5 separate regions of the Homo sapiens genome follow, and all the other regions are linked to region 2. The links are chromatin loops, found by intact Hi-C in ENCODE. Cell type or tissue: endothelial cell of umbilical vein. All regions are shown on one strand. Each heading gives the region's core, and the rest is flanking DNA. Links, peaks and the distances in the headings are about the cores only. Region 1 overlaps HIVEP1 (HIVEP zinc finger 1). Region 2 overlaps LOC340184 (a long non-coding RNA gene). Region 3 has its middle 56 kb from the start of EDN1. Region 4 overlaps TMEM170B (transmembrane protein 170B). Region 5 has its middle 21 kb from the start of LINC02530.

Region 1 (6,151 bases), core at 977-4,976, 370 kb after region 2:
CTGTTGTCATTTTCCATCAGCCTGAATCAGCCCCTTTTAGCATTGCTTATAATATTGGCAAGAAATTGTCTCAACTTTTTTCTAAAAATATCATCACTTTGCTTTACTTTCAAAGGGTAATTTGGCTAGATATAGAATTCTAGTTAGACATTTTTAAATCCTGTTGCCTCGCTGCTTCTCCCTCCCCTTCCCCTCTCCCACTTCGTGCCCCTCCCTTTCCTCATCTCTATTCCTGTTTTAATCTGCTGGTTTGCTGTGATAGGTCTATGTGTAGTATCCTTTAGAGTCATCTTCCCTGGGTTCACCGAGCCTCCTGGATCTGCAGGCTGATATTTTCAGTCAAGTTTGGGGAATATTCTTCTATTCCCTTTTTCCAGCTCTCTCTTCTGGAGCTTTCGTTGCATCTGTGTTAGATTACATGATATGATTCCACAGTTTGTTCATTTTTTTCAGGCTTTTCTCTGTATGCGTTGGTTGGATAATTTTTGTTGACTTGTCTTCAAGTTCGTGACTCCTTTCCTAACGGCAGTGCCCTGTCTGCTGTTATTCTCATCCAGTGAATTTTTATTTCAGCTATTGTACTTTTCTGTTCTAGTATTTCCATTCTTTTTAGAGTTTCTATATCTCTTCTGAAATCTTCTACTCTTCATTCATTCTTTACCCATCTTTTTTCTGTAAATTATTTCCTATATATTATAGTTATTTTACATCCCTTGTCTGCTGATTCCAACATCTTTGTCTTGTGTAGTTCTTATTCTTTTTACTGCTTTCTCTGTGTGTCACATTTTTGTGATTTGCGTGCCTAATAATTTTTAATCACATAGAGAACAATGTGGATATGTTTTAGAGGCTCTCTATTGTCATCTGCATCTGAAGATTATCATGTGTTTTCTAGCAGGCAGTTAAATTACTATCAGATTATTTCATAGACTGGTGGAGGCTTGCTTTGAGGCCTTTTAGAGTAGGTCTGTTGAGTTGCCCGTAGTCTGAAGTTTCAGTGGAAATAGAAGATGTTTGCTTGGCTACTCTATCCCTGGCAGGACTTGAGTTCCTAGCTCCTTGTCCCCCATATTGAGTCACTGCTGATACTTTGCTCAGTTCTTCCAGTCTTCCTTTGGGTGGCTTTACTTTGGGTTCCTTGTCTTCTACACAAGCAGTTCAAAAGACAGCCAAGGATTTGAGGGTTTGTTATTAGATTCTAGACTCCCTCCTCTGAGTCTCCCTCTTTTCTGGGATTTCCGCTCACTGTACCTACCTCCTCCCAATTTCCAGCTGCCCCAGACCCCATCTCTGTGTCCTCCAGCTCAGTAATACTGCTTCCTGCCTCACTGTTCCTAGGGGACTGGCCGTTGCCCTGGGGGAAAGACCATTTAAATGTGGCCTCACCTCCTTCGCATCTCAGCCTTTAAGGGTCAACACATCTAGTTTCTGCCAGCTCTTGGTCACTCTCCAGCACTTTCATTAAAAATATATATTTTCTCTACATTTTTATTGTTATTAGAAGGAGGGTTAGTCTCATATAGGCTATTCTGCCATTACCAGAAGCCTGAGTCCTAAGTGAGTAGATATTAAAATCTTGGGGAACCTTTGCCATCCAGATTTTCATCATGTTAAAGGATTAAGACACTCTGGGAAGCCTCCTGAGCTGGCAGGCGGAAAAATAAGATGGTGCTGGGATCCTTTTGGTTGGTGAATTTGAGTGCCCCCGGTTGGCTGGCAGGGTTTGTGGGTGAGCTGGTGAGAGGTCCCTGCACCACACACTCCCCACCTCACTACTGCTGGGAACAAAAGTAGATTGATTGGAGTGGGTGTGCACCATGAGAGCTGTACATCACTGTTCTTTCTTCCTTGTGCATTTGTAGAAATTGCATTGTTTACTGTATGTTATAGGTACTTATGCATGAAAACATTTTATTTGATTAAAATATTTTCATCTCCACTAAAGCTTAGGTTCTAAAATGGGGGATACTGCCTTACTCAAAAGTTGGCACATGGCCGATTCTAAAGATGATGTGAGTGTCCTATGCCAAGCACAATGCCTGATGCACCGATACCAGTGATTTTTTCTTTCCTGTCTACTCTCTTCCACTCTATGATAGTTGTTAAAAATAATTGGATTGGGAAATTAAGAAAAGGAAAGATTATATACCTACTTTTTAAACTTATTTTTCCGTATGGCAAAATAAGAATAGTGTGTACTAGTAAGAGCTATATTACTATATTATTTGGGGAGAAATTTAACAACTGAAAAAAATGAAAATGAGCAGAAAAGTTAGTGTTCAATAGCACCATAAAAATGTATCTTTGAATCCTCATTCACAGTGCAAGAATAATGATAGTGTAGTGTAGGTCTGTAGCAGGGGTTCTTGACATGGATTTAGGGGTCTCCATAGATCGCTGCAGTCCTTAATTGTATGAAAAAGTGTGTGTGTGTGTGTGTGTGTGTGCGCGCGCGTGCATGTCCTTGTCTCTCTTTCTGAGAGAGGCTGTACGCTGGTCATGAGATTTTTTTTTTTATAGAGATCTTTTGAAGTTTTATTCTTTTTAAAAAATTATCACTTTTTTAATAGAAAAAGTGATGGATCAGTATTGGAGTAGGATTATGAAGATGTAATTTATAAAGATAGAAAGAATGTATCCATGTTTTCTTATGTCTTTTCATGTTTGATAGTATGTATGTATACATACACAAACATGAAAAATAACCTGGAAACTAATGTGGTAATATGTTAACAGTGGCAAATTGGGATAGTTGAAATACTTTCTTCTTGTATTAGATATCGTTTAAATTTCAAAAACCAAAGTTAAATCTCACAAGTTAATTAGTTCAAACAGAAAAGACAGTAAAAAAAGTACAGTGAAACCTGTGTCTTTCTCACACCGCCCCTTTCCTCAGGGCTGACTGCAGCAGTGACTTGTGTATCCTTTCATGCACACGCACAGGCACGTAGACACGTGCATGACACAGATGGAAGTGTACCATGTACATTGCTCTGCTCCTTGGGTTTGGCGTTTTAGATTTTGTATCTTGAAGGCTTTCCAATTTTCAGATTCTTAAAGGGGAGGTCTTTGACCCTATCTCCCAATCCCCTCGAAAGGAATGAAGAACTTTGGATGTCTAGAAATTGTTTTCTATTCTGTTATCCTTTTCAGCTTTGGTGTGTGCAAACCTGACTCCTAGTGGTAGTTCAGAAATTATTTCCTTTCCTTTGGGCTCAGATGATTTTTAGGGGCAGTGACCTTTTGAATGCCCACTCTGCGCTGGCCTTTAGCTGCTTCACCTCACTCGTCTTGCACTGTCACATGTCATTTCTTGTTTATTATTACTAACACTACAACAACACGTGTTGAGTTTGGTAATCTTTCAGTTTTTAAAAAATTTCAGATTGGGCCTTTTTTTTTTTTCTAAACTTCATTATGGAAGTTTTAAAATGATTACAAAATAGAATAGTGTAATAAGCCTCCATTTACCTATCGTTCAGCTTCAGTAACTAACAGCTGGTAGCCAGTCTGGTTGCATTTACTACTCTGGCTACTTCCACCCTCCCACATTGCTTTAAAGCTAACCTTGGGGATATCATCTCATTCCTATGTTTTCATTATATAAGCTCCAAACGATAAGGGATATCTTTTCATGTCATCACAATACCTTTGTGAAACAAACAAAAATAAAGAAGAGTAATTTCCTTAATAATATGGTCAAATATCCTGTCAGTATTTGAATTTCCAGTTGTCCCCAGTAGTGTAATTTTTTAAACATTTCGTTAGAATGAGGGCAAATAAGCTCCACCTGTTTTATAAGTTGATGTATCTTTTGTATTCTTTTGATCTGTGGGTACCCTTTCCAATTCTCTTCTTGCTTTTTTTGCAGGTTATTTTTGAAAGGAACTGAGTTGTTTGTCTTATAGCTTTTTTACCATTGGTCTTTGTTTTTTCAAACAGTCAAATATAGAAATATGCTTCATTAAAGAATATTAACTGATTGCTTTTAAGTTTTTAGATATTCTTTCAATATCAGATTATATTTGAATATACATTTGTTGCCTAACATATCTCTGTTTATGGCTTTGACTTGTATGGGTTACTAATTAAGCACATGTTTATTGATTTGAAGTAGGGTATACTTTTTGAAATAAAAACTCACAAGAAAAAATAGTTCAAAATCAGATAAAATTACTTTGAAAACATCTTAGAGAGAGAGATGCTGTTTTAGTCTGTTTGTGCTTGCTGTAACAAAACACCTGAGACTGGATAATTTATAAAGGAACAGAAATTTCTTTTTCACAGTTCTGGGGGCTGGGATTCCAAGATCAAGGTGGCAGCACTGGTGAGGGCCCTCTTGCTGTGTCTTCACATGGAGGAAGGCAGAAGGTTAAGAGAAGGACAAACCCTGTGTCCTCACATGGCTGAAGAGCGGAAGAGAGTAAACCCACTCCTGCAGTCCTTTTTTATATCAGCATAGGTCCATCATGAGGGTGGAGCCTTCATGACCTAAACACCGCCCAGTAGACCCTGCCTCCCATTGCTGTTGCATTGTGGATTAAGTTTCCAACACATGCATTTTGGAGGGGACAAAAACATCGAGACCACAGCAGACAGCCATATCAGTGCAACAGGTAGTGAGTGAATTTGTCTGCCAAATTTCTGATTGGGGCTGAAGGAAAGAGAATTCTTGTTTCACTTTTAATTAGAATATAGTCAGCTACTTAACGTTACATGAGAGAGGCCTTTTCAGAGTCTCTGTGATGTGAGCATAGATTACCTAGAGTAAGTTTTCCGTAGAGGTGGATCTTGCTGGAGGGATGATGTATATCAAATAGGAAGCCAGGGCCCTAAACTACAACTTACAAAGCCCCAGGAGGAGCCCAGAAACTTCTCTTACTGACAGAGTTTTCTTCCTAAGTGAATTATCTGAAGCATTGTGAACCCGAGTCATATGCAGTGAGGCCTCAATTATAACTGGATTATGTAACAAAAATTCAGTTTTAAATCTGTGGTTTGGTGCCCAGACCACATTTGCCCTTAGTAATAATGTGTCATATCAGATTAGGTTTTCAGCATAGCCTGCAAAAGGTATTTAATTTGCGATGTACCTGACTATTGTCACTGGCAATACAGAGCTCATCCTGCTAACGTCATCCCTGGTGGCGATGCCATTGTGTCCAGAGGGACGCTTTGTTCAGGGTTACATTCAAGACTCCAGGTGGGTGCTCTAGTGCCATGGGATCCTGGACAGGAGCTCTGAAGTCCTTGGCGTCCTTGTCATAAGTCATCTGCACTTGTCATCTTTCGTAGGCATGTGATGGGGAAGTGAGAGCTTCCTGAAGTAAGGAGCCTTCTCAGGGAATGTGTGAAACTTACAAGGGGAAGATGGGGCTGGAGATCCACCAGCTGAAGGTGCCAACACAGTGATGATAAGTCCGGTGTCTGGGGCTGGAAGGTCTTAAGTCTTAGCTGTTGGTTTGGTCGTTGGGTCTATAGTAGAAAACTGAAGCATCAGTATATTATTTATCTCAAATTGACATCTAATTCTGTTGAGACTTCTAGAAGAAATGTAATGGCATTCTTCCCTTTCTCATCTTCTGTGCCTCTCAGTCTCCCTCTTCTTACTCAAGAGGGGGTTGGACAGTTATTTTCACTGTTTCTTTTCTGCTACTCCCACATTTTAAATCTTCATCCTTTCCTTTTTCTCTTAGAGAGTATGGATGTGTTTGTATCTGTAGTAATTTGAGATCACAGAATGCGATGGAGTACCATCTTGAAAAGAGGCTATATCTTGCTTGCTGTTGTATTTCCCCCACAGAGAATTACCAATTCTGGAAAGGATTACAAAAGAAGAGGACATTGTTTAGGTAAGAAGATGGTGAAGAAGAATGCATATGGCAAGTTAATGGGACAGTTGTGAATAGTGACTGTAGGATTAATATCTGACAGGCAGGTCTGTTGATCTCAATACTCCTAGAGAAGGGATGTGAAAGATGCCAAGCAAAGCATTGACTCAGCTATAATAGCTAAAAAACATAGTCACTAATTGACAACTTAGCATTTAAGAACGTCTGAAAGAATAGTCTCGGTGGTCTGTGTTTCGTTTGACTTGGTCCGCATTGTCAGGCTTGGTGCTGCCCCGTCTCTGTTGCTCAGATCCTCTGCC
Region 2 (6,151 bases), core at 1,457-5,456:
CCCAAATCTCATCTTGAATTCCCACCTGTTGTGGGAGGTAATTGAATCATGGGGGCAGGTCTTTCCTGTGCTGTTTGCGTGATAGTGAATAAGTCTCACGAGATCTGATGATTATATAAGGGGGAGTTTCCCTGCATAAGCTCTCTTCTCTTGTCTGCTGCCATGTGAGGCATATCTTTCACCTTATACCGTGATTTTGAGGCATCCCCAGCCACGTGGGACTCAGAGTCTATTAAACCTTTTTTTCTTCCCAGTCTCGGGTATGTCTTTATCAACCATGTGAAAACGGACTAATACAGTTTCTCTTCTGGGTTCCTGGAATCTCTTAGATCTTGGTCTGGTAATTCATTATTGTCTTGTCAGTTTCTTGATGCTTTAAAGGATACTAGAAAATTATTGTATTCATTATTTTTAGTTGATTTTAGCAGGAGAGTTGACCAAAGTGGCCTAGCTCTTTATTATTAGAAATGGAAGAAAATAAAATTTGGAATTTGTATGGTCTTTCATCATTTCTAAGTATAAAAGTAATCCCCCAAGTTGATAAGTTTCAGTATGTAAATTTTTTTAAAAAAATCTGCATGGCAAAAAAGAAAATAAAGAAAAAAAAGAAAGAAAATAAATCACAAAGAGGACTAATAGACATTCAACAAGCAAGAAAAAGCATTTAAAATTCTAATCAAGAAACTCAAGCTCAGGAGAAAGAGACCGATTTTCTTTCTTTTTAAAAAGTTTACCATTTTATTTATTTAATTCATTCATTCTTAGAGATGAAGTCTCACTCTGTTGCCCAGGCTGCACTTGACCTCCTGGGCTCAAGTGATCCTCCTGCCTCAGCCTCCCAAGTAGATAGGACTACAGGCACTCATCATTGCACTTGACTTAGCTTTCTTAATATATCAAAAACTCTATATTATTATCAAACTATATCATTATCAACTCTATATTATCAACTTACACTATTTTATCAAGTCTTAAATATTGCCTTAAAACTTAATATCCTAGGGCAACAAATACTTATAATCTCAAAATTCCTGTGGGTCAGGAATCTGGGAGCATATTAACTGAGTGATTCCAGCTCAGGGTCTCTCAGGATGTTGCAGTGGAGACATCAGTCAGGGCTGGGTCTTTCTAAGGCTTACCCGAGGCTGAAGGACCCTGGCTAAGGTCATTCATGAAACTCTCAAAAGAGCCTCTGCTTCTCACCACGTGGTCTTCTTTATCCAGGGCTGCTCAAGACCTGGCTACTGGTGTCCCCCAGAGCAAGTGAGATTGAGAGAGCCACCAAGACAGAAGCTGATTATCTTTTATGCGCTAATCTTGGGAATGGCATACCATCTCTTCTGCCATATTTTATTGGTCACACAGAGCAACTGTGGTACGATGTGGGAGGGGGAGTGTGTCAGGGTGTGGATATCAGGAGATGGAGTCATCTGGGGCCATCTTGGAAGCTGCCTGCCACAAACTCCTACAGTTCAATAAGACAAGCAAAAAACAAACCCCAAGCAGAAAAATGAACAAGAGATATAAGGAGACACGTATAACTAAATCCATGTATAGTAAAGATAAGGACAAAGGTGTATCTTTATGTTAAAATACATCATAAACATCAAAAGATGCTTGACCTCGCTCAAATTAAGAATAATGTAACTTAAAACTGTATTGGGGCACCATTTCTACCCATAAGATTGGTAAAGATAAAACACAAAGTTCTAACTCACGGTATAGTTGAGAATTTGGGGAAACAGAGCCTCATATTTTGTCAGCGAGCGTAGACTTTGGTAAAACCTCTATGAAGAATAATTTGGCAATAACTATCAAAAGTAAAAATATACATATCCTTTGATCCAATAATTTCACTTCTAGGAATTTATTCTAAGTATATTCTGGCACACGTGCAAAAATGATGTCTGCAAGAAGATATTTATTGCAGCATTGACTTGTAATAGTAAAAGATTGGAAACCATCTGAATTTCTATCAATAGAGAATTGATTAAATAAATTATGGTAATATACATACATATAATAGAATTCTATGCATCTCTTGAAAAAGAATGAAGCAGCCCTCTTTACACTGATTTAGGATTTTCTCCAACAGGTACTGAAAGATGTAAAAGCAAGGCACTGAACTGCGTGTCATCATTTGTGAGAAAAATACATACATGCTTGCATGTGAACCGAATATCTCTACAAGTATATCCAAAGGGTTGATACTTGTAGCTGTTTTGTAGAAGGGAACCAGGTGTGTACGGTGTAGGAGTGTGAGGGAGACTTACCTGTTATGCATTTGTTATTGTATATGTTGAATTCTATACTATGTACATGTATCAACCACTCAAAAATAACTTAAAAATACATTTCTAAAAAGCATACCATAAGCCTGGGCAACGTAGGGAGTACCCTGTCTCTACAAAAAATTTAAAAATTAGCCTCTTATGGTGGCACATCCCTGTAGTCCCAGCTACTGAGGAGGCTGAGGCGAGAGGATTGTTTGAGCCCAGGAGGTCGAGGCTGCAGTGAGCTGTGATTGTGCCACTGCATTCCAGTCTGGGTGATAGAGAGAGACCCTGTCTCAATAAAAAATAAAAAATAAAAATAAAAATAAAATAAAATAAAATAAATAAAAGGATATAGTAATGACCTGAAATTTAGGTGCCCTGATCTAAGTTGGCATCAATAGAAATAAAGAGAAGTAGAGCTGGCAGGACATGATGAATCATTGGATTGGACAGTGGGAGAAGGAAGAGTTCAACTTGATGATCCACTTCTTGCTACAGGCACCCGAGTAGATGGAAGATAGGGAACCTAGGAGAATACCTCTGATAAGAAAACTTATGTATTTGATAAAATGATTAAAGTTTATAGAAAAAAATACATTTTTAAAAAGTCAAGGCTGTTCTTTTTTATACTCTACTATAAGCTTCTTGCAACTAGATGTTATATTATAAATTTTCTTATAGCTCTTACAGTACTTAGAATGGTGTCTTACTTGTTATAGATGCCCCATAAATATTTGTTAGATGAGTGTCTGAAAATCAAATTTCTAAAACACTGTTTTATCTTTTCAGAAGGTGGATTAACTATTTGCCTAAATGCAAAGTGTGAGCATCAAAGAGGTTGAAAATGTAATATCTCATTATGTCTTTACTCAAGGGTGAGGAGAAAAGATGAAGAACAGTGGAGAAAAGTGGAGAAAAGATGAAGTTTATGCAGCAAATTGCTAACTGGAACAAGGTATAGAATTTTCAAAACACAAGATAATTAGTTTTACTATCTCTTAAAAAAAAGAAGAGTCCATTTAGCCACCAGAGGGCTCTCATCTTCCCATTTAATAACAGGCCTAGACCCAAACATGAGATAATGTAAACATGCAGTTGAAAACCAGAAGAGAATATATATATATATATATATATATATATATATATGTTCAACTGCATTTTTTCATTTTATATTTTGTATATATAAAATACACACATATATAGGTATTTCCTTTCCTCCCCATGAAATGTATACTACAATTGTAAAAACATCCTGCCAAGCCTTCTTATCACAACATAAGAAGATAGAAATTCATCAAATGTGCTTGAAATACTCTATCTCCAAATATCAAGGAGGGCCTCCTTGTATTTTGTTAATTGCAAAATGAGGCCAGGCGCTGAGGCTTACGCCTATAATTCCAACAATTTGGGAGGCCGAGGAGGGTGGATCACCTGAGGTCAGGAGTTTGAAACCAGCCTGGCCAACATGGCGAAATCCCGTTTCTATTAAAAATACAAAAATTAGCCAGGTGTGGTGGCGAGTGCCTTTAATCCCAGCTACTCGGGAGGCTGAGGCATGAGAATTGCTTGAACCCAGGAGGTAGAGATTGCAGTGAGCCGAGATCACGCCACTGCACTCCAGCCAGGGTGACAGAGCAATAGTCCATCTCAAATAATAATAATAATAATAATAATAATAATAATAATAATAACAATAATAAAACAAAAAAGCAAAATGAATTTGTCTCTAGGGCTCTGTAAGGCCACGACTGCTTAGGAGGCATTCCTATACACCAGTGGGAAGAAGGAGGGCGCTGCAATGGACTGCTTTTCCTTTGTGTAAGCCTCCTGAAATTGGGTTATGTGTTGAAATGTTAATGCTTTGCATAGACTTAGAGGGTTCTAAAATCTAGGATTTCTAGACTCCATGGCATTTACAATATTTCATTGCCTTCCTTTATTTTTATTGTGTTGGGACTTCAAGTTGGGGAATGGGTGCTGGAACATGTGATTTGGGACCCTCTTGTTGATGCTGTGAAGCCATGCGGACAGTAAGGGAGCTTCCCTTCCATGAACGCCTTCTGCATCCTAGTCCTGCCATCAGGTCCCCTTCCATGAACGCCATCTGCATCCTAGTGCTGCCATCAGCTCCCCTTGCATGAACGCCTTCTGCATCCTAGTCCTGTCATCAACTCCCCTTCCGTGAATGCCGTCTGCATCGTAGTGCTGCCATCAGCTCCTCTATACTATGATTTCACACTACCTCTCCCAGGTGTTCAAATTATGACCCATAAGTAGCCTCCACTGGATTAGTAGAGGCTTTTAGTTAAGAGAACAGAGAAAGAAACGGGTATTTATTGGATGCTAACACTGGGCAGAATGTCCTCAGCCTATTATTATTATCAACATCATCATCCTTCTTCTCAGTAGCACTAACACAAAGCAGGTATTGCGTTCCTCCTCTATATATGAGGAAACCTAGCTCTGAAAGGTTGAATGAGTCACCCAAGATGGCAAATGCTGTGGAAATGGGACTAACCGAATTTAGAGTATCTGTAAAGCTTATGTTCTTTCACTCTGACGCTTTAGTATCCCCGCGATGTGAACATATACTTTGGGCTTTCTTTGTCCCTGGGATACCACCAGCTGTCTATGGCATTCAGGGGTCTCTGGGGCCATAGCTTGTAGGTGGAGCTTTGAGGCAGCATGTCCGATGGCTGTGCAATGTCCACTGAGAATGTGGCTTAATGGTGGTTGCAGTAACACGACAGGGGCCCCTCTACATGTGTGGTAGGAAGGGAAGGATAGTGCCTCCTCAACCCTTCATCCTTCACAGGAGGAAGACATGGTGGCCCACAGCTGAGAGAACGCATGCTCAGGGATTTTCCCTGACTGCTCCTTGCCTTAAGCAATGTCATATGAACAGGCTGGTGGCATAGGGTTGGTTGTGAAATCTGTAGCCATGCAGGACAGTGGCCTTCAGTAGCTTGTTCAGGAGGCCACGCCCCAGACCACCATCTGGTAGGCACCACTAGCCATATGAGACCATGTGCCAAATGCAGACCTGTGCAGAGCAGACGGGGAGCCCTGTAGCCTGGCCTCTGAGACAGAGCCTGTGGAACACCAAGTCCCCTCACTGTCATGCGTGGAATAGTCTCCAACATGAATTTTCAAAGAAACACTCATACAGACAGAGTTTTCTTTCTGAAATCTGCTCCATGAATGGCTTCATCCTAGGGAGGAGAGACTGTTGTTTCCTTGATGGGATGATGTGGGATTTGGGGAGACTCTTGAATGAAAAGAGGAGAGTTTGGCAAGCAGAAGCGGAAGGATTATTATAGGCCTATGAGTCACAGACACTGCAGGCAAACGACGCAGAGAGTGGAGGGTGGGAGGATCCAGAGAAAGGAGGTGAGGCCAGGGGAGCCAAGGAAGAGTGTAGCAGTCAGGGATCTCCAGAGAAGCTGGATCAATGGGATGTGTATGTACCTAGAAAGAGATTTATTTTAAGGGCTTGGTTCCCGTGATGATGGAGGCTGGCAAGTCCCAAATTATCAGGGCAGGCCAGCAGGCTGGAGACCCAGGAGAGAGCCAGGCCACAGTTCAAGTCCAAAGGTCATTTGTTGGCACAATTCCCACAAGGTGCCTCCCTGGCTCCAGTAGTCTGGGCTCTTGCTAAGGAAGTGCACTGAGGTCCCAGGGAGACAGGAGACAGCTCCACCAGAAAGCTTTGCAGGGGCATCTGAGCCGTTCCCAGAGCCTGGCTCCACACTCCACCCCAAAGTCACCTCTGCTATTGCACCCAAAGGGACCAGGCAGTTGGTCATGCCATAAAATGTGCTGAGCACTTGCATGGCTGGGCAGTGGCTTTGCAAGGAAGCTTGGAACAAAGGCAG
Region 3 (6,151 bases), core at 1,474-5,473, 530 kb after region 2:
TACGGAACTTCTGAATAATGAGAATTGACTGTATTTGTTCTTCTCTATTAAGTAACGGGGTCTGTTGCAGATGGAAGAAAGAAAGGGTGAAAGATTTTTGGAGACTCAGGAGACTTTTTTGAAAATGATTTGCCCAAGGCACAGAACCAAAACAGTAGTTCATTGGCCTAAGGTGGAGAAATATAATTCCTTGCATCTCCAGCAATCTGTCTGCAGTTCTCTCCCTGTGAAAAATGACTTGCCATAATATACAAGCCTTGTTACTATGTAAGTGTAATTATATTTTAATAAAAAATAGATTTATAACCAAACAATAAGCCGTGAGATTAACAGCCCAGAACTGGCTGTGAACTTTCAGCCATCTAACCCTGGCACTCCTGCTTCTCCGCAGCACTTACTTTCTGCCAGGAGTGGGTGATTGAACACCACTGACCAGGAAGGGCTCCTGGGAGCCACATTTTTTGCTTGGCATTTTTAATTGTAAAAACCAGTGTTCCACCAACACTGCAATTCAACGAATCAAAAGTCAAATCCATGCTTAACAGGAAAAGATAAAAGCATCAACTTAAAGGAATGAAACAAATTTGAAAAGCAATGGAAAAGGAAACTCATATGGAGTGAAATCCATTCAAGACACGTTTTATTGTTTTTCCCATATGCATTTGCTGCCCAGCTTTGACTATTAAACATTATTTTTTTCTTCTACTAAAACTAAATAGTAATTTGACTTCTAGATTCTTCCAGGGTCGTGCTCTGAACAGAAGCAAAATGGAAATATTTCAGTAGCTTTTTAGACAACTATTTCAAAAGCAAACACATGGTTGTCTGCAGAGTTGTAGGTTAAAGCTATAAATTTATTTTATTAAACAGAGAGGAATTGGTGAAACTGAAAGACACTATAACCCTGACATTTTCATGAAATAATATTCTTGTCTGATTTTTTTTTTAGTTTTTACTCAGATATCACTCAAGTTACACATAAATGGTAATTTTTCTTTATAATAAGCTTCCATCTCTTGTATAAATTTAATGTGTTCAGTGATGACTGTGGATAAAGTCACCTAACGGTGATTTTCTAAGGGAGGTAAACTTTATTGTCATAATTTCCTGGTTATTACCTAGTAAAACAAGTTTTTAAAAAACCAAAAAACAATAGACTTAAAACCATAAAGACTTTTTTAGCATTCAGATTAAATAAAAGAAAGGGTAAAATGTTGACATTTTCCTAAGAGATACCAGTTCTTCACATTTTTATATAATCTCTTAATATGAAGCATATAATGTGTATATTATAATTATATATTTTATATTTTATTATATAAAATTATAATATAATATAATAAAGTGTTTATATTTATAATATAATATAATAAAGTGTATATTATATTATATTTATAATATAATATAATAAAGTATATGTTATAATTTTATATAATAAAATATAAAACATATAATTATAATATACACTTTATATGGTAACACGATCATAGTCTCTACCAATACATATATCTGATTAGATCACCATATGGGAAGTCTGTTCATATTTTTAGTTATTGGGTTTTTTTTTCACCAAGCAATAAAATGTCCAGTATCAAATAAATAAGGGTCATATGATTCCCAGATGACATGACCAGGGTACTCATAAAATTCAGAGAAGCTGAGTCAGATCATTTCAAGAGGACAAATGCAGCGCTCCCCCAAATTCAGTAACTTGTGGAATGTAGCAATCTTGTATTTTCTCTGAGCCAAGCAGCCTGATGCTGTCAAACTCATCTTTCATTTCCTCTGCCTTACCGCAGTGTTAGTGGTTTCGTTATTAGAAGGAAAAAAATGCATAAATGTCTTAGTTAAGATGAAATTGCATCTATTAAAATAAAGTTGATCCTAAATGATTCTTTCACTCAAAGTATTAATAGACTAAAGGAAAATGTTGCAAACTATGAATTAGTGGTATAGTTTATGAACGGTAGCTGTTGTGATTCATGCATATACCTTTTGGTTACCTTATAATGAAAGGTTGTTGGGTACAGCCTTCACATCAATGAGAAAATCAACAAAATGTTCTTGAAAAGACGACTGGCAAACTTTCTTTTATTTTTCTGTTCTCATTAGTAGAAAGAGGGACAGGTCACTTTCAGAAGGATTAAAAGGTCAAAAAATTTGGTGAAGGGATGTCTACACAAGCCTTTAGAAAGCTGTTATCAGAGGATCAGCTAGAAAACAATCTTAGAGCTAATCCTTTGGCTGGATCCAAAGAAAACCCAGCAGATTTAAGTTTTCTCTTTTTTCTCTTTGTTTTCCTTTACAGGGGTATTTCCCACAAAAGCCTTTCAGTTGCCTTCATCCAAAGTTATAGGTCCTGAGTCCTTTTCAGCTCTTTTATTCTGTCTCCAAGCCTAGCCCTTCCTAGCTCTGTCCTCCTACCTTTTCCTGATCTTTTCCATTTTGCTTGTTTTCATCAGGGGTTCCCCCTAAATCCCTCTTAGCATCCCCTAAAGCCTAAATGTTCATGGATGGAGAACTTCTTCTGAGGGAAAAACAAGACTGATTCACAGAATTCTAGCATTAAAGAGGACTGTAGAAATTATCTAGTCTACCCGCCTTCTTCCTCCACCATTTTACAGGTAAACAGAATTCACGAAATTGCCCAAGGTCATGTCCAGGTAGCGACTGCACCAGGACCAAAGCTCTGTCAATAATAACTGCAAATTGGTTGCAAAGTCCTTTGGACAATTCAAGCTGCTCTACCTACCTAAGGCACTATGATTATTATTATTATAATACAGATGTTATTATACAGAGCCGACCGCATGGGCAAGATTGCTGCTGATGATGTGTGTGATGCCAACTCACCAAGACCCAGTGGCATCACGCTGGCATGTTGAAAATAAAAAGGGGTGACATCTGCTTTACATACAGAGCCTCATGACCTGTACTCATAGCTGGAGGCATCAGTCATTGCACTACGAGAGGAAGTGGGCTTTGAAATACCTTGGGGTTGATGTCCCAAGAACACCCTTCTTCCGCTCCTCCTCCCTGTACTCCTTGAACTGCTGCTCATGGGAGCCTGAGTAATACAGAAATTGGAGGACAACCACACAGCACAAGTGTAGGTTTGACAGGAGTTTACATAATGCTGTAGGAAAAGAAACCAAATAAAGGCTTCAGCTTTGCTGAGGCTCTCCCCATCCCCCTCACATGCCAAATGCTCCTTGTGTGGCTCACACTCCTTGGTCTTCAGTCAGAGAGGCCAGGAGCCCACCTATACATCTGTATCAGGGTTAGGAAGTTGGCTCTTGTTAACAATGTTGAATGCACTTTGCTATTCACTACTTTTGTGGTTAGAAAAGCCTCCTGATATCAAACTTTAGAATCAAGCACCACCTTGTGGTCTGATGCATTTATTAAACTGGCACAATTTGAGAGCTGAAACTGGAAATGCTCCCTCAGCTGGTAGTAGAGAGCCAGGATCTGAAAACTGACTCCCAGGTGGCTGCCTGGAAGCAAGAACCCCCAAGGTGTCTTTCTGCTGCTTCTCTGGGTTCTCAGACCAGTTAACAATGACATCCCCTTTCATGGGGTGAATCCCATGTTCCTGACACTAACACATTATGCTAGATATGTATAGTAAGTAGCCAACTTAATCCTTTCAAAACCACAGGGAAGTGTTTCTTATTACTTCAACTTTTAAGTGAGGAAACGGAGGCGGAGGTCACTTAGTGGTCCAGTCACAGACAAATGGCTGGGCTTGGATTGACTTGGAAGTCAAGTCTTTCTGAAGCAAAAGTCTCTGCTGTTAAACACTGCTCTGCTGACCTCTAAGGCCAAGACCAAGACCAGGGTCCACTTCAGGCTCTTTTGGGGCATTTTGGCTCTTGGCTGCAAACCCAACCAGAACTGCCAGAATCCTACCTGGAACTCACTCAAGGTGCTAGAATTAACCTGTTCTCCAAGGTTACATTGATCAGGAAGGTTTGCATTCAGAGATGGGGACTTCATTGGTGTCCATGGACCTACTGAGATAGCCAGAGTTTAGGAGAAAGTTTGGCTTTTGAGGATGGGCCAGACAGCAAGTGACCAGACTCTAGATCATTCATGAAGAAACAAAACCAGAAAGAGATATTTGACAAACATTCACTTGGACAATTACAGTGCTTCCTGAACTGAAATTCAGTTATTCTTTAAAAGGATGATTTTATCATATTCATTGTTTGAAGGGGAGGATTGGAGTATCTGCTTGGCAAGTGAGTAGTAGTAATGTGGGCCAAGTCATGTTAGAAGGGAGATCTCGCCCCTGGTCTTGTTCCAGTGATACCATAAGTGTTCTTGGGTAAGTCACTTCTTTGTCTCTGGGTCTCCATTTTCTCATTCGTAGAATAGGGGTTGGACTTCACTAAGAGGTAGATGGTTCTAAAGTACAGCGCAATTGTATGGAAAATGTGAGGCAGGAACCTCAGCTTTCTCCGTTTCCTTAGAAAGTCTGTCCTGCTCAGGCTTCCTTCCTATTCTCCACTGAATCTGCTGCTAATTTTGGTAACATGGTGACTTCCACATAGCAATGTTTACTAACATGTCTAAGGACAATGATTATCGGGAATATATGCTTCTCTGTTTTTCCAAAGTAGATAAATCCATATAGTTCATAACTCCCTGACTCTCCATACACCAAAAAGAAATACAAAAAGTACCATGAAAAGAGGAAGCACTGCCATGAACGGTCTCCCCTTGAATGGCTAGTATGTAATGCCAAGACAGTGCCTGTTCATTTCAAAGCCTCTCCCATTCTAGTTCCTTCCTGTGCTCTCACTCCGAATTTCTTACTTGAGATCGCTATTGGTTGAGCCATTCTTTTAACAGATAATCTGTACTACAGTAGACTCTAAAACAGAGCTGTCCAACAGAACTTTCCGCAATGTAGAAAATGTTACTTGTGCTCTGCAGTGGCCATAGGTGACTATTGAGCATTTGAAATGTGGCCAGTAAGACTGGACCAAGTGTTTACTTTTATTTAATTTTCATTAATTTAAATTTAAATAGCCACAAGTGACTGGTGTCTACCATATTGGACAGTGCAGCTCTGCAATATTGCCATCACATAGGCCTTTGTTGCAGACATTCTGATTTCTCTGAGACACAAAGCGTACATCATAACAGGGCTATCCTGAATACTGGCTTTACAAGCAGACTTTCAAAAGATTGTTTCTCCATGTTTTTCTTGTATACAAGATTTCATAACAATAATGGTATGTCAGTCTTTTTAAACTGTATTCTGTTTGAGATAACTGAATTGTTTCTTGACTTATTTCAACTGAATAGTTGAAAAGGAATCCCTATTTGATTCCATGGGAATAAAACTGATTCCTTGGTTGCGAATAAAAAGAAAAGTATTATCTCACTTTGTAGGTTTTTCCATTCAATAATAGAATAAATTTGAATGTACATTTTCTAATGGCTTCCAGTGAATGAGTAATTTTGATGCCAAACAATTTTTTTTTTTTTAGAAGGCATCTCGTTCTGTCACCCAGGCTGGAGTGCAACCTCCATCTCTCAGGTTCCAGTGATTCTCCTGCCTCAGCCTTCCCAGTAGCTGGGACTACAGGCGTGTGCCACCACACTAGGCTATTTTTTTTGTATTTTTAGTAGAGATGGGGTTTTGCCACGTTGGCTGGGCTGGTCTCAAACTCCTGACCTCAGGTGATCCACCTACCTTGGCTTCCCAAAGTGCAGGGATTACAGGCGTGAGCCACCGTGCCTGGCCCTGATGCCAAACAATTAATAATAAAAGTAGATTTTCACTTTAAAAAGGGAGCTTTATATATAAATTCATTTTTCCTAAAATATTTGATATGGAAGATGAAATTAGGAAAAAAACTGGTAAAATTCTAAGTGCTTTATTATAAATCTCTTATCCTGAGTAAGCTCAAGTGACAGTCCAAGTATGTTTCTAATTAATTAGGCCAATATTTCTTTTTTTTTTTTTGTTAGGAAACTTTTACTTCTTAACTTCTATCAAGTATATTTCTTTTTTTTAATTATTATTATTCTTTAGGTTCTAGGGTACATGTGCACAACGTGCAGGTTTGTTACATATGTATACATGTGCCATGTTGGTGTGCTGCACCCATTAACTCATCATTTACATTAGGTATTT
Region 4 (6,151 bases), core at 1,091-5,090, 110 kb before region 2:
TTTTAAAAACTATGTTTATATATAATACCTAACAAGCTGTAAATATTGTATATTATTGATTTTTAATTTTATATAAGCAATTTTTTATTTCCCAATTCATGTACAAATCTCATTATGTATATAGCATAATTTCCTGGAGAACACAAATTTTGCAGTGAATTTTAAGTAATTTTAATTGCAGTAAGCATCAGTTTAGCCTAGAGATGTTGATCTTTATTTTAAATTATTTTTCACCATTCTCATTTTCTTCAAAGGGCAGCAATAAACATATGCAAGTTATTTTTAATTATAGAAAGTAGGTCTACAAAGATAAGATCTAGGTTCCAATTCATTGCTTTAAGGAAAAGATGCACAATTACTATCATTCAGTGTCTAATCACAGGACCATTTCTGAGGTCCACATGTGGCTCTCCTCTTTGTAATATACAGGGTGAACTCTTTACTGATACACACAAGACAACTGTTAAAAAGTGAATCCAGCACTTAAATGTCATTACACAGAATTTATTGGATTAAAAATTTGTAATATACAGTATTTTAATAAAGTTTCTGTATTCAATTTCATGCACTTATATATAAATAAACCTGTCTTTGAAAGCTTTATGGGGTGTTTGACTCTTGGTGATAAATCTTTTCAATTCATTCACTATGGACTCAAATGTCTTCTCTTGCCTTTTTGTCAATTTTTCTGGCCCTGTTTTACCTACAGATTTAGGAGTTAGTGCTTAAAAGCTGAGAGGCGACCAGCTTGGCCAACGTGGTGAAACCCGTCTCTACTAAAATACAAAAAAATTAGCTGGACGCTGTGGTGTGTGGCTGTAGTCCCAGCTACTTGGGAGGCTGAGCCTGGGAAATCACGGGAGGCGGAGGTTTCAGTGAGCCAAAAACGTGCCACTGCACTCCAGCCTGGGCGACAGAGTGAGACTCTGTCTCAGAAAAAAAAAAAAAAAAAAAGGTGTGAGGCATAAAGTCTGGTTAATAGACTTGCCTAGGATCAATCCTGGGCCACATAGCATCTACTTCTGAGTTACCGTTTAAAGAAACATGCTATCAATTTTATTAATAAGGAGCTACCATTTGTTGAGTGCTTCTTATCTGTTAAAGACACTTCCTATGTATTCTTTAACACTTAAGGTAACCCTTCAAGTGATATGTTTTATCGCCGTTTTATAGATGAAGCATTTGAAGTTAAGAGAAGGTAGGAATCTGCTCAAGGCCACAGAGCTAATAATTGCCGGGCTGGGGTTTTCTTGCTCGATTACCTGCTTCCCCCAACATAACTATGTTGTGTTGGTGTCTACAGAGTATTTTGGGAACTCTTACCTGTAATGAGATAATATCTCATTACTGTAAAAAACCAGATGAAATTATGTGGTCTTGAAAAATTATCAACCGAGGATTTGAATTGTCAAATTTATGCATATTTTGAATGTTTGGGATTTCTCAGGGAAGTGCTAAGTACCCAACTAGATTCAACTGCTATCTTGCCTGTGAAGAGATTGGAGCTGACAGAGCCAGTCACTATAAATGTTTCAAATCTTGCTGGAATGAAAACTAGCTTCACTTTAAACATTGCGCAAGCATAATGGAAGTAAACGTTTTTTCACATACACTGACCTACTCATTCCACGTAATTACTCCGTGGAAATATATTTTCTTCTTCCTTGGTAATTTTTTTTATTCATTCACACTAATCATAAAATTATTCAATACATTTTCTCCCTGGCCATGAATGTTAACATCTTGGACAAAATATAAATCTTGAGATCCCAAAAAAGTTTTCTATTTTAGTTCTAGTATCTTTTTTGGCCCTTGAAGTAATATTTTTGTAATTTAAAAAAATAAGTCAGTTTTCTTTGGGCATTTTGTTATTTGCAGAGCATTCAAATAAGACATTAAATTTCGGATTTACTTATTTCAGATTTAATGAGTGATTGATGAGATCTGACTCTGTTGCCCAGCCTGGAGTGCAGTGGTGTAATTAGCTCACTGCAGCCTTGACCTCCTGGGTTCAAGTGATCCTCCCTCTTCAGCCTCCCCAGTAGCTAGGAATACAGATGTGCACCACCATGCCTGGCTAGTAAATTTCAGATTTATCACCACCTACATTGGACAAAACTACAGGGAAAGGTAATTAGAAGAAAGACGCTTTAGTCTTAAACTGAGCCTTGTGTTTACCATTATGAATGAGTCCTAGTCAGGCTTGTGGAGAAACATTTCAGATTTACTGAATACATCCTTACACCATCTGTGTTTTGCAGTTGAACCTTTATTATTTTGTTTTTGAGAGTGGATCGCTCACTGTGTTGCCCAGGTTGGTCTCGAACTCCTGGGCCTAAGCAGTCCTTCTCCTTAGCCCCTTGAGTAGCCGGGATTACAGGTGTGTGCCACCATGCCTGGCTTCAAACCCTTATTAGCTCATAAAATACTACATCAAGCTTCTGGGTGCAGAGGGGAAAGTAAACAGGATCCATGGCACCCACTCTTTGAGGACTAAAAATTGGGTTTGCCTCTAGCTTCCAAATGGAAACTTAGGAATCTATCCTGTCTGCTCTTAATTTTCTATGATTCATTGTCACTAGGCATTCTTCTTTTGGACAATTTTATGAATATTTTTCAGGCTCAGAAAGTTCTGGGGACTGATTGGCAAAATGTAATTGCATCAGGTGGTTTTCTTGTAAAGCAAGAGTTCCGTCACTAGATGGTGCAGTGGTTCTATTTTATTTTTCTCCTTGCTTTTGCCTTGGACATTACCTATGAACTGAAATTAACTGATTGTTACTTTTGGATTCATTTCCATATGATACATTTAATGTTTTTTTTCCAAAAGAAATGCACACCAGAAAATTAAATATGAGAAAAATTAAGGTTTCTTCATGTCATCACTAGCCAATGTAACTTTCCAAAGAATTATTAAGATAGGTTGTTTGCAAATTAGAAACAACCTATCAGGATTGTTTGCAAATTAGAAAATCACTTTAGTTTATGATTTTTGTAAGTCATTAATCTAGACTTTGATTTATATATTTTTCTTAAATTCCAACTCAATGCATAATGGTTTTATCTAATTTATTTATTTTACCTAGTGTATTTTATTTATTATTTAGAGAGAGTCACACTGTGTTTGGTGCCCAGGCTGGTCTCCGACTCCTAGCCTCAAGCAATCCTCCTGCCTCAGCCTCTCAAATAGCTAGGATTACAGATGCAAGCCTTGATATCTTAGTATCTAATTTAGTAGTCTACGCTTTCTTAGTGACATTTAGTTATACAGTTGGTCAACTTGGGGTTACGCACACATAGTGCAATCTGCCTTGTGTCATGAGACTCGGTTTTAAATTCCTGCTCTACCACTTAGTAATTGAACTTGTCCAAGTCATTTAACTTCTGCAACAGTCAGTTCTCACATTAGTAAAATGGAATGACATCTCATGTTGCACGCAGTGAGTGCTTAGAAAATAACCTTTGTCCCATTGCCCTCTTTCAATGTATTGTCTGCACATAGAGGGATGATGTCCTTCCAGCCTTTGCTAGAAGTTTTGGTAATAAGTTCAGGCACTTCTGTTTCAAAGACAGAGCCAGATTCTGTCCTGACAGAGAACAGTGCATTTTTAGGGAGGATTTGTTTTAGATTTAAACTGTCCCGTTGAACCCCGCACTGCTTTTGCAACAAAGCCTGCTGAGGGAAATTTTAGAAACATACCTCAGTGGGAAAGAGCCTAGTTAGAAAGCAGGATGAATAAACTTGCTCAGCTAGCAAATTCCTCGCATTCTCTAAACCAAATATGTACAAGATGAGGAAGCCAAGGCGGCCAGCATAAATGAATCCTGAAAGATGGCCGGGACTTGCCCATCAGCTGTGCACATAGTCACCAACCACTGCAGATCCTGTTGCTAATGAGCTGCTCTGCTTTGTTTACTATGCTACAGAGACAAACTATTTAGTTCAAACTCAGAGAGGGAGGGTTGGTCTTTTCAGCTCCAGAGTTCTGGTTGTAAAAGCGCGAGTTTTGTTTTCCCATAGTGTGGCCTACAGCAGCCATGGGGACACACGTGCCCCTGCACTCAGGGTCTTCAATCAGGACTGAACTTCAGACACCAGATGGCACATGCCTGTAATCTCAGCACTTTGGGAGACCGAGGCAGGCGGATCACTTGAGGTCAGGAGGTCGAGACCAGCTTGGCCAACATGGTGAGACACCCTCTCTATTAAAAATACAAAAAAATTAGCCGGGCATGTTGGCGGGCACATGTAATCCCAGCTACTTGGGAGGCTGAGGAAGGAGAATCGCTTGAACCCGGGAGATGGAAGTTGCAGTAAGCCGAGATGGTACCACTGCACTCCAGCCTGGGCAACAGAGTGAGACTCTGTTGCCAAAAAAGAAAAAAAAAAGAGGACCAAACAGATTTTCATAAAACTACACTTGGCTTACTTTTCGTGGGAATTGGTGTTGGTGGGTGACTCCAAAATGTGTTAAAAGAAGATGCTTGTGCTATCTTTGATGTGGAAAATAGGAGAAGGTACAGAGATGAGTGGGAGATGTAGGGTTGAGGAAACTACAATTTTGAGAGACTCATGACTTTTTTTTTTCTTTAAGTTCCGGGATACATGTGCAGAACGTGCATGTTTGTTACATAGGTATACGTGTGCCATGGTGGTTTGCTGCACCTATTTATTCATCCTCTAGATTCCCTTCCCTTGCCCCCCACCCACCAGCAGGTCCTGGTGTATGTCGTTCCCCTCCCTGTGTCCATGTGTTCTCATTATTCAACTCCCACTTATGAGTGAGAACATGTGGTGTTTGGGTTTCTGTTCCTGTGTTACTTTGCTGTGGGTGATGGCTTCCAGCTTCATCATGTCCCTGCAAAGGACATGATCTCATTCCTTTTTATGGCTGCATAGTATTCCATGGTGTATATGTACCACATTTTCTTTATCCAGTCTATCATTGATGGGCATTTGGGTTGGTTCCATGTCTTTGCTATTGTAAATAGTGCTGCAGTAAACATATGTGCATGTGTCTTTATAGTAGAATGATTTATATTTCTTTGGATATATACCCAGTATTGGGATTGCTGGGTCAAATGGTATTTCTGGTTCTAGATCCTTGAGGAATCACCACACTGTCTTCCACAATGGTGGAACTAATTTACATTCCCATCAATAGCGTAAAAGCATTTCTATTTCTTGAGACTCGTGACTTTTGAAAGCCCTGTGCATGTTACCTGAGAGGGGATGATATGAGACCTGGGTCTTCTCCCAGGTTCTGACCCTTTGTGCCCATGAGACCTCACATTAGACTTAATCTCTCTATGCCAATTTCTTCTTCAGTAAACCTGAAAACACATCAACTCTTTTTGCTTTCTCGTAAATGCAAGTTGAAACTTTTAACAGGACAGCATCAGTATAGACCTGTTATTCTCAGACTTTCCTAGGCCAGGACCAGTTTGGCTCCAAGCGTTTGACACTTAACATGTCCATGTAGTTCTGAGCCTTAGTCTACGTCCAGATTCATTTGAAACTTGTTTAACTTGGAGGATTTTTTGCAAGGTGAATGAGAAGGGAAGAAAATTTCAAATCTAAACTCTAACTTCTGTTTTTTTTCCCTTTTTTGCAATTCAACAAGGCAGAGGTATTATTCCAATTTTGCTGATCCAGAAACTGAGGCATACAGGTTACATGTCTTGGCCAACATCATACACAAACATATGTGTTCATATATGCACATGCAAGAATATATACACACACAGTGTCTTGATCTAAATTCAGCTTTTCACATAACTTCTGGCTTTTTTTTTTTTAAGACAGAGTTTCGCTCTTGTTGCCCAGGCTGGAATGCAATGGCGCGATCTTGGCTCACTGCAACCTCTGCCTCCCAGGTTCAAGTGATTCTCCTGCCTCAGCCTCCCAAGTAGCTGGGATTACAGGTGCCCACCACCATGCCTGGCCAATTTTTGTGTTTTTAGTAGAGATGGGGTTTCACCGTGTTGGCCAGGCTGGTCTCAAACTCCTGACCTCAGGTGATCCACCTGCCTCGGCCTCCCAAAGTGCTGGGATTACAGGCATGGGCCACTGTGCCTGGCCTGTTTTTCATTTTTTACAAGTGCCTGGAGGATATATGTAAAGCCTATATTACTGATAGGGTCATCATTG
Region 5 (6,151 bases), core at 1,010-5,009, 910 kb after region 2:
AATATTGCCTGATGCATAATAAACACATAGTAGACACAGCTGCTGAGGTTATTATTGAAATGGTACAGCGGAAAGAAATGGTACGGAGGAAGGTAAATCAGGATGGCGTAATGGGATAGAGCAAACCATAGACTTGTACTAACCATTTATGAGCATTGAAGTTAACTTTTATTCTGCTTCTGCTGATGGCAAAATTTAGGCAGGCTTGCCAGAGCTGCCTTGTCCTGTAAGACAAAGACTAGCCTAACCAGTTCTTGCTAATAACTGGAGTGACCTCTAGTGGTTCTGATTTTTTTCATAGTGGAAAACACAAAACAAACCAGACTCACCCAAACCGTACACTATTTTGCTTGTACACCCAAAATTCAGAAGCTGATTAAATGGACACTAGTCTAGTGTTTAATTGAATTGACTGATTTATTAATAGAAGCCTTATTTCTACCAGACAGTTTCAAGAATCCCTTCCGAGTATGACCACACCCTCACTTCCATTTGGCCTTCTCTCCATTATTACTGAGTTGGGGGAGTAATTTATTAGCATTCAATTAAACTGTATAGATGTATTTAAAACATATATGATGCTTCCCATAGGCAAGACACTGTGCTAGGCAAAAAATAACGTATCAAGATGAAATATGGACAGACCCCTTTGAAAATACTAAAAAAGTACCTACTTTTAAACTGTACTAAAATAGATGTCGACACAAAGAATTACCACCATCTTATGCCTTACGGCATAAGCAACTTTGAAAAAGGCAACTTTGCTTTTTCTGCTGTGGGAAGAAACAGATCCCCTCAGAATAAAACAAAATAAAGCATGCATATCCATTGATACACAAGAGAATTCTCATCCATGGGCTGGGAGGTTTGGCCGAGAGTAGAGCCAGGTAGCAAAGGAGAAATGTACCCTGCTATGGTTTAAAAAAGAAAAATCAACATTAAATAAGGTAAAATTCAAAATTCAAAAATTAATTAAAGAAGTCATTTTAAATGTGTTTATTCTGCAACCATACATCATTTATGTTCTAGGTAATTCTATCTTCAAATAAATGTACTCCTCTTTACAAAAGCAACGCATTAAATATGCAAGTGAAAATGAAAACTTTTTATACCTTTATATAATTTTTATATAAATAAAACCACAAGTTATTTATATTACCAAATTCTATTATACATTGTAGAATATTAGTAAAGTACATATGGCCTATGCATAAAAAATAAGAGTCCCAAAGAAAATACTAGTGTCCTGATATAAGGCCCATACTCTGATTTTTTTTTTTACTTGATGAGTATTTGAGAGTGGAAAATATTTTTAGCTATCCATGCAAAGTGCAATTGTCTCTTATTTTTCCACTTGTACTTCATGAAGACCTTTGGTGATATCTAGTTGACAGGCTAATAGCCTTACCACAAAGAGCTATTTAGACTTGGCAGAAATTTAGAAATTCCTGAAGCCTAAATCAATTTAAAAACCTAAAAACAAATTCACAAAACTTCAAATTCTGCCCTGGCACAACTTTATTTGGTAATAGCGTGTAGGGGGATTCATTCCAAACACAATGTCTTCTAACACTGGAATTTTCCTGAAGCACCAGGTTTCATCATTGGGAATTCTGTTCCACTTCTTTTTAGGGTTCCTATTTAGTGTCATTTATGTTCAGCTTATGCCCTGGGAGTACAGAAATAGCCAGTTGAGAGTATATAAAGTGTCCTGTTTTTAAAACTTATTTTTAAATTTGTTTTTATTCTTTTAAAATTATTTATTTCTTTATTTGCTTTCTTATTCTTCTTTATTTTTATTATATTTATGATTTATCTTATTTATCTTTAGCTGGTCATCAGTTTAAATAAATCTTAAAATGTTCCACATCTTAAAGATGTTGACTTCTCCAAGGTGGGGCTGGGTCTGATTAGGAGTTAAAACTGAGTGGAAAAAACAATTCACAAAGACATATTACAGGAAACATTTATAGGAAAAAAACTGAAAATTAGAATGTCATGTGCACCAATACAGTATGATGGTCTTTAAATTCTCATTGTCAAATCTTATTTGGTTCTATATTTAATATTTAAAACTATATTGACAATCTATTATTAGTCTTTCATAAGAAATTAATATTCTTAGAAAACATTCAGTGGTGCTTTGCACACAGTTGAACATCTTATACTTTTTTCAGCATTTTTACTCAAGCATTGGGCTGATAGTATTAATAAATATTGCTATTAATTATTTGAACTTAAATATTACCACTTAAAACAACTATAAACATGTTTAAAACAAAAAAAAGAGATTGGTTGAAAATACAGATTTAGAGTTAACCCTTCATGATAAATGAGAGAAGCTATGATATCTGGGTGTCTACCTTTGACTTCAGAGATGTAACAAAACTGGATACGGTATTAGGGCCATTGGGTGATAACTGCTCCAGGACGTTTTAAAGAAAGTAAAGTTAGCTTTAAGCAGCTTCACACGATTTTGGGGGATGCAATAGTGATTCATGCCTTTGAAAATTTGCAATCTTGCGTGTGTTGTTTCATACCATTCAGTTTTATCCACCTGCCATTTTCATCTGCCTTTTGAGTATTGGGGAACAGGTTTGAGCCTCTCGGTCCCTTGGGTAATGGTTTATCTCAGCAGTCTGCCGCCACCTAGTGTCTAGGATAGAGTGTCATCTATTAACTCACACTTCGTAACTGAAGGAAGAACTCCAACTGCTCACCAGAAAATACATAACGGCAAAAGCAAGCACACATGGGTGGTATGATAATGGCTCCCAAACTGATCCAATGATGCCATCACATGATATTCAGTTCTCATTAACACATGTCTTACAATGGGAATGGCAGGACATGGGGTGGGTAGGAGCGGCTGGTGGCAACAGTTCCGGTTTCACATTAAATCAGCAAACCACCTTACACATTTTCAAGCATCTGAGTCTCAAACCCCATTAAGTTAATGATGAGAATCCTCATAGCTCCAGCCTTACCTGATGAGTTTCACTAACACAATCACGAAAGCTCTGGTAGAATTTCAGAGGGATTTTCATTGAATTAGGTCTACCATTTTCAGAGATACTTTTGGCTACTTGGTCTTAGCATAAGGGAAATTTCTCTTTATTTTGCCAACAAAATTATAGACCTCTTTCACTTAAATCTTCCATTTATATCAAGCTACACTGGGATCATGTGTTACATATGAAAGTCTACTTCTTACTAGGATATGACAAACAGTATTTGACATCCACTCTTCTTTCTGAGCCTGTTCCACTTATAGCTGTTCTGAAGAATATATTTCATTTCAGGAACCAAACACAGTGCTGTTACATAAAGTCTGATTGATAGGAGTTAAGGTGGGCAGAAGTTATCAAAATCTGAAAATTAAGTGTTTCAAAGGGAAGGAATGCATTATCATTAGAGCAGTGGGAAGATAGAATTGCCTGTGCTCACTGGATGATTGGTGGGGAGCGTCAGCTTCCACTGCAGATCCCAAGCACTGAGCCAGCCTAGCTTCCTGAGAACTGCTGACCTCAAAATGCAGGAATGATGTTGCCAGACGAGGGTCCCTTCAGCAATCGATGGGCTCACACTGAAGTCTTGTTTGCTCGTCTCCCTGTGTGTCTCACTAGACTAGAATACTAAAACTCATGAAGAAACGGCCTCAGCGACTTGGAGCCAAAATGAGCACAGGGAATAAAAAAGAGAAATTAAAAATATCAGCCTCACTGTGACAGCCAGTCTAACATCTCCCTCCCTGCTCATCTCTCCCTTTCCCTCCCTACTGATTATCTCAAAATTCTTATGCTTCCTTATTCTCTGTCCCTGTCATACGCAGACACATGCACTCACATGTTTATCCCTCCTCTTTCTTTTCTGCAAGAAATATATGCCACAGAATCACTCTTCTGGTAGTAAAACAACCATTGGGTTTGGTTAAAACCCACAGCTGTAAAGTTTACCCATCCCCATTCAATTTCCCAATTGATTGCCAATCTTCTTCATCATTTCCTACATGGATATTGGGCTTTAAATGCTACAGCATCATACAAAGGAGCTGTAAATACAGCAAACATAACATTTATCTTTACCTTTACAATCCTGAATATTTTCATTTAAATAGTCTCATTTATTAAGTTTAGCCTTTCTCTGTTCTGATCATTAAGTACTTGGTTACCAGAAGGAAAACTGGATTTTGGATGAATAATTTATTCTGATAGTGTTAGTTTTGTTGTGTCCCTGAATGTTCGTGATATAGTTAATGAAGATGGGTCACTAAACCTATGTCACTGATGAGAAAAAAATTCCTACATGATAAACAGCAATGGAACCTGCATGCAGGTATGAGTATATATGTGTATATGCATATGTACACACACACACACACACACAGAGACACACACACAGAGGAATAAATATATGAACATACTGCAGAGATACTGAAGCCAGGAACAAGAATCTTGACTTAAATATTAGACAAAGAAAAGCTCCTTTTGTGAAAAAAACCATCTTAAAATATAAATTTTCAGTGCAGAACTTCAGTTACCAATTGTTAGTCTTCATAGTAAGCCTGATGATAATAAAATGTCTATTTTTTGTTTTTTAGAGACAGAGTCTCACTCCATCATCCAGACTGGAGTACAGTGGCACAATCATAGCTCACTGTAACCTCAAACTCCTGGGCTCAAGCTGTCTGCCTCAGCCTCCCGAGTAGTTTGGGTCACAGGCACGTGAGACACACCCAGCTAATTTTTTACTTTTTACTTTTTTTTTCCATAGAGATGAGTCTCATTATGTTGCCCAGGCTGGTCTCAAACTCCTGGCCTCAAACCATCCTCCTGTCAAAACACTTGGATTACAGGCATGAATCACCGCACCTGGCCAATAAAATGTCTATGCTTGTTGGAAAAAAAAAAACAAAACTCTGTTTATTGACACTCGCTGTATTATGTAAAGAAGGCTGAGAAGCCTTTTGCACACTGTTTTATGAAAATAACAGACAATACCCATCAGTTGTGGCGTGACTATATTGATGCGCTCTTGGTAAGGTGCTAAGAACAATCCTTTCTGTAAAAGGATGAAAAACAAAACCCTTGAGCAGTAAAAGATGACACATTCCACAAATGTTAGCTAATTTCCTGCAACAGAGCATAATGAAAGTGCATGTAGACAGGGTGTGCTTTATCTGCAAAAAGAGGAACAAAAAAAGAAACAAAAGCATCATCATATCTTTTGGTATCCAGAAATAAAATCCACTCAGTTAAATGGTGATTATGAGCAACTTTGAAAAGATTGTCAATATCGAATGCTATTTTTAAACAACAAAAGTTTCTCTTCATACCTCTAGCAGTCTTACATTTTAAAGAAACAGGCTCAAAATAGCACAACACATATTTCTAGGTTTCGATCATTAAAATTCTTCATCTGTGGACTACTAGCCATAAATAATCAACTTGAGAAAATAAACCAAACTTGATGGCTTTCTTGTTTCTTCTTACCATTTCTGGATCTTTGAACTTTCCCTTCCACTTTCTCAACCAAAGATAGCCTAAACAAAGAAAGCCAAAGCCAGCTTTTGCCCAATCTTTCCGATTGTCCTGCATAAATCAAACTAGAAGTGACCATATTCCTTGTTTCACTGAAAAGGGACTTAGTGTCATAGCTAAACCTTTCACTGGAGAAGAGAAATGGGGTTGGACAGAAAGACTAATTATAAACCTGCCAGTCAAGGTTTACCATAGAGAAACAACAGGAAATATCTATGAAGCTGTTCACAGCTTGTCAAGATGACCAATGGAAGACCACATATATGACTTACCTTGACAATAGCTTAAACTCTGGAATTTCCTTCCACTGTAGTAAGTTTTATGGTGCCCTTGAACCAGGGAAGCAGTGTGCTGTGCCGGGGGGCGGGGGTGGTTGGGGGAACTCAGGCTTTGCTGATAAACAAACCTAGGTTTGAATCCTCCAAAGTCTACTTACCAGGTGGATGGTTTCTACAATTTTTTAATGAGTCTGAACTTCTTCATTGTAAAATGAGTATAAAATCTCATTTGCAATACAATACCTAATTGTATTGTGTGAGGAACTAGAGATAATATGCAAAAAAGTACCTACAGCACATCTTTAAACATTATAAAGGGCGTTACAGGAGTTG

What was found. Peaks named below come from ENCODE experiments on the same cell type or tissue, not always from the same donor. Only the 100,000 strongest peaks of a DNase experiment are listed, where the experiment ranks them.
Region 1: a loop joins it to region 2, with 15 times the contacts of the local background. A loop is called at or near these places in 20 of 110 quality-filtered maps.
Region 3: a loop joins it to region 2, with 11 times the contacts of the local background. A loop is called at or near these places in 32 of 110 quality-filtered maps.
Region 4: it touches region 2 in a loop (8-fold over the local background); 6 of 110 quality-filtered maps call a loop at or near these places.
Region 5: it touches region 2 in a loop (13-fold over the local background); 6 of 110 quality-filtered maps call a loop at or near these places.

Annotation. Positions count from the first base shown.
Region 1 is chr6:12,072,198-12,078,348 of GRCh38, forward strand. All of the region lies in intron 2 of HIVEP1 (HIVEP zinc finger 1), which reads left to right. Among named protein-coding and RNA genes, the nearest start is that of HIVEP1, 63 kb to the left of the region's middle. In endothelial cell of umbilical vein, for the core only: a CTCF peak has its summit at 3,221; no DNase peak of the experiment used is centred there.
Region 2 is chr6:11,697,033-11,703,183 of GRCh38, forward strand. It overlaps LOC340184 (a long non-coding RNA gene), which reads left to right. Exons shown (of 3, transcript XR_001743973.2): 2 at 3,151-3,231. Among named protein-coding and RNA genes, the nearest start is that of ADTRP, 79 kb to the right of the region's middle. In endothelial cell of umbilical vein, for the core only: no CTCF peak of the experiment used is centred there; a DNase peak (open chromatin) is centred at 3,299.
Region 3 is chr6:12,230,802-12,236,952 of GRCh38, forward strand. It overlaps a transcript of EDN1 not described here. Among named protein-coding and RNA genes, the nearest start is that of EDN1, 56 kb to the right of the region's middle. In endothelial cell of umbilical vein, for the core only: a CTCF peak has its summit at 3,418 (motif pointing left); a DNase peak (open chromatin) is centred at 3,400.
Region 4 is chr6:11,582,922-11,589,072 of GRCh38, forward strand. It overlaps TMEM170B (transmembrane protein 170B), which reads left to right. Exons shown (of 3, transcript NM_001100829.3): 3 at 1-603. Among named protein-coding and RNA genes, the nearest start is that of TMEM170B, 48 kb to the left of the region's middle. In endothelial cell of umbilical vein, for the core only: a CTCF peak has its summit at 2,717 (motif pointing right); DNase peaks (open chromatin) are centred at 2,720 and 3,920; H3K27ac peaks cover 1,995 bases.
Region 5 is chr6:12,603,328-12,609,478 of GRCh38, forward strand. No RefSeq gene overlaps it. Among named protein-coding and RNA genes, the nearest start is that of LINC02530, 21 kb to the left of the region's middle. RefSeq lists a silencer at 2,470-2,764 and an enhancer at 5,163-5,282. In endothelial cell of umbilical vein, for the core only: a CTCF peak has its summit at 2,651 (motif pointing left); a DNase peak (open chromatin) is centred at 2,634; H3K27ac peaks cover 630 bases.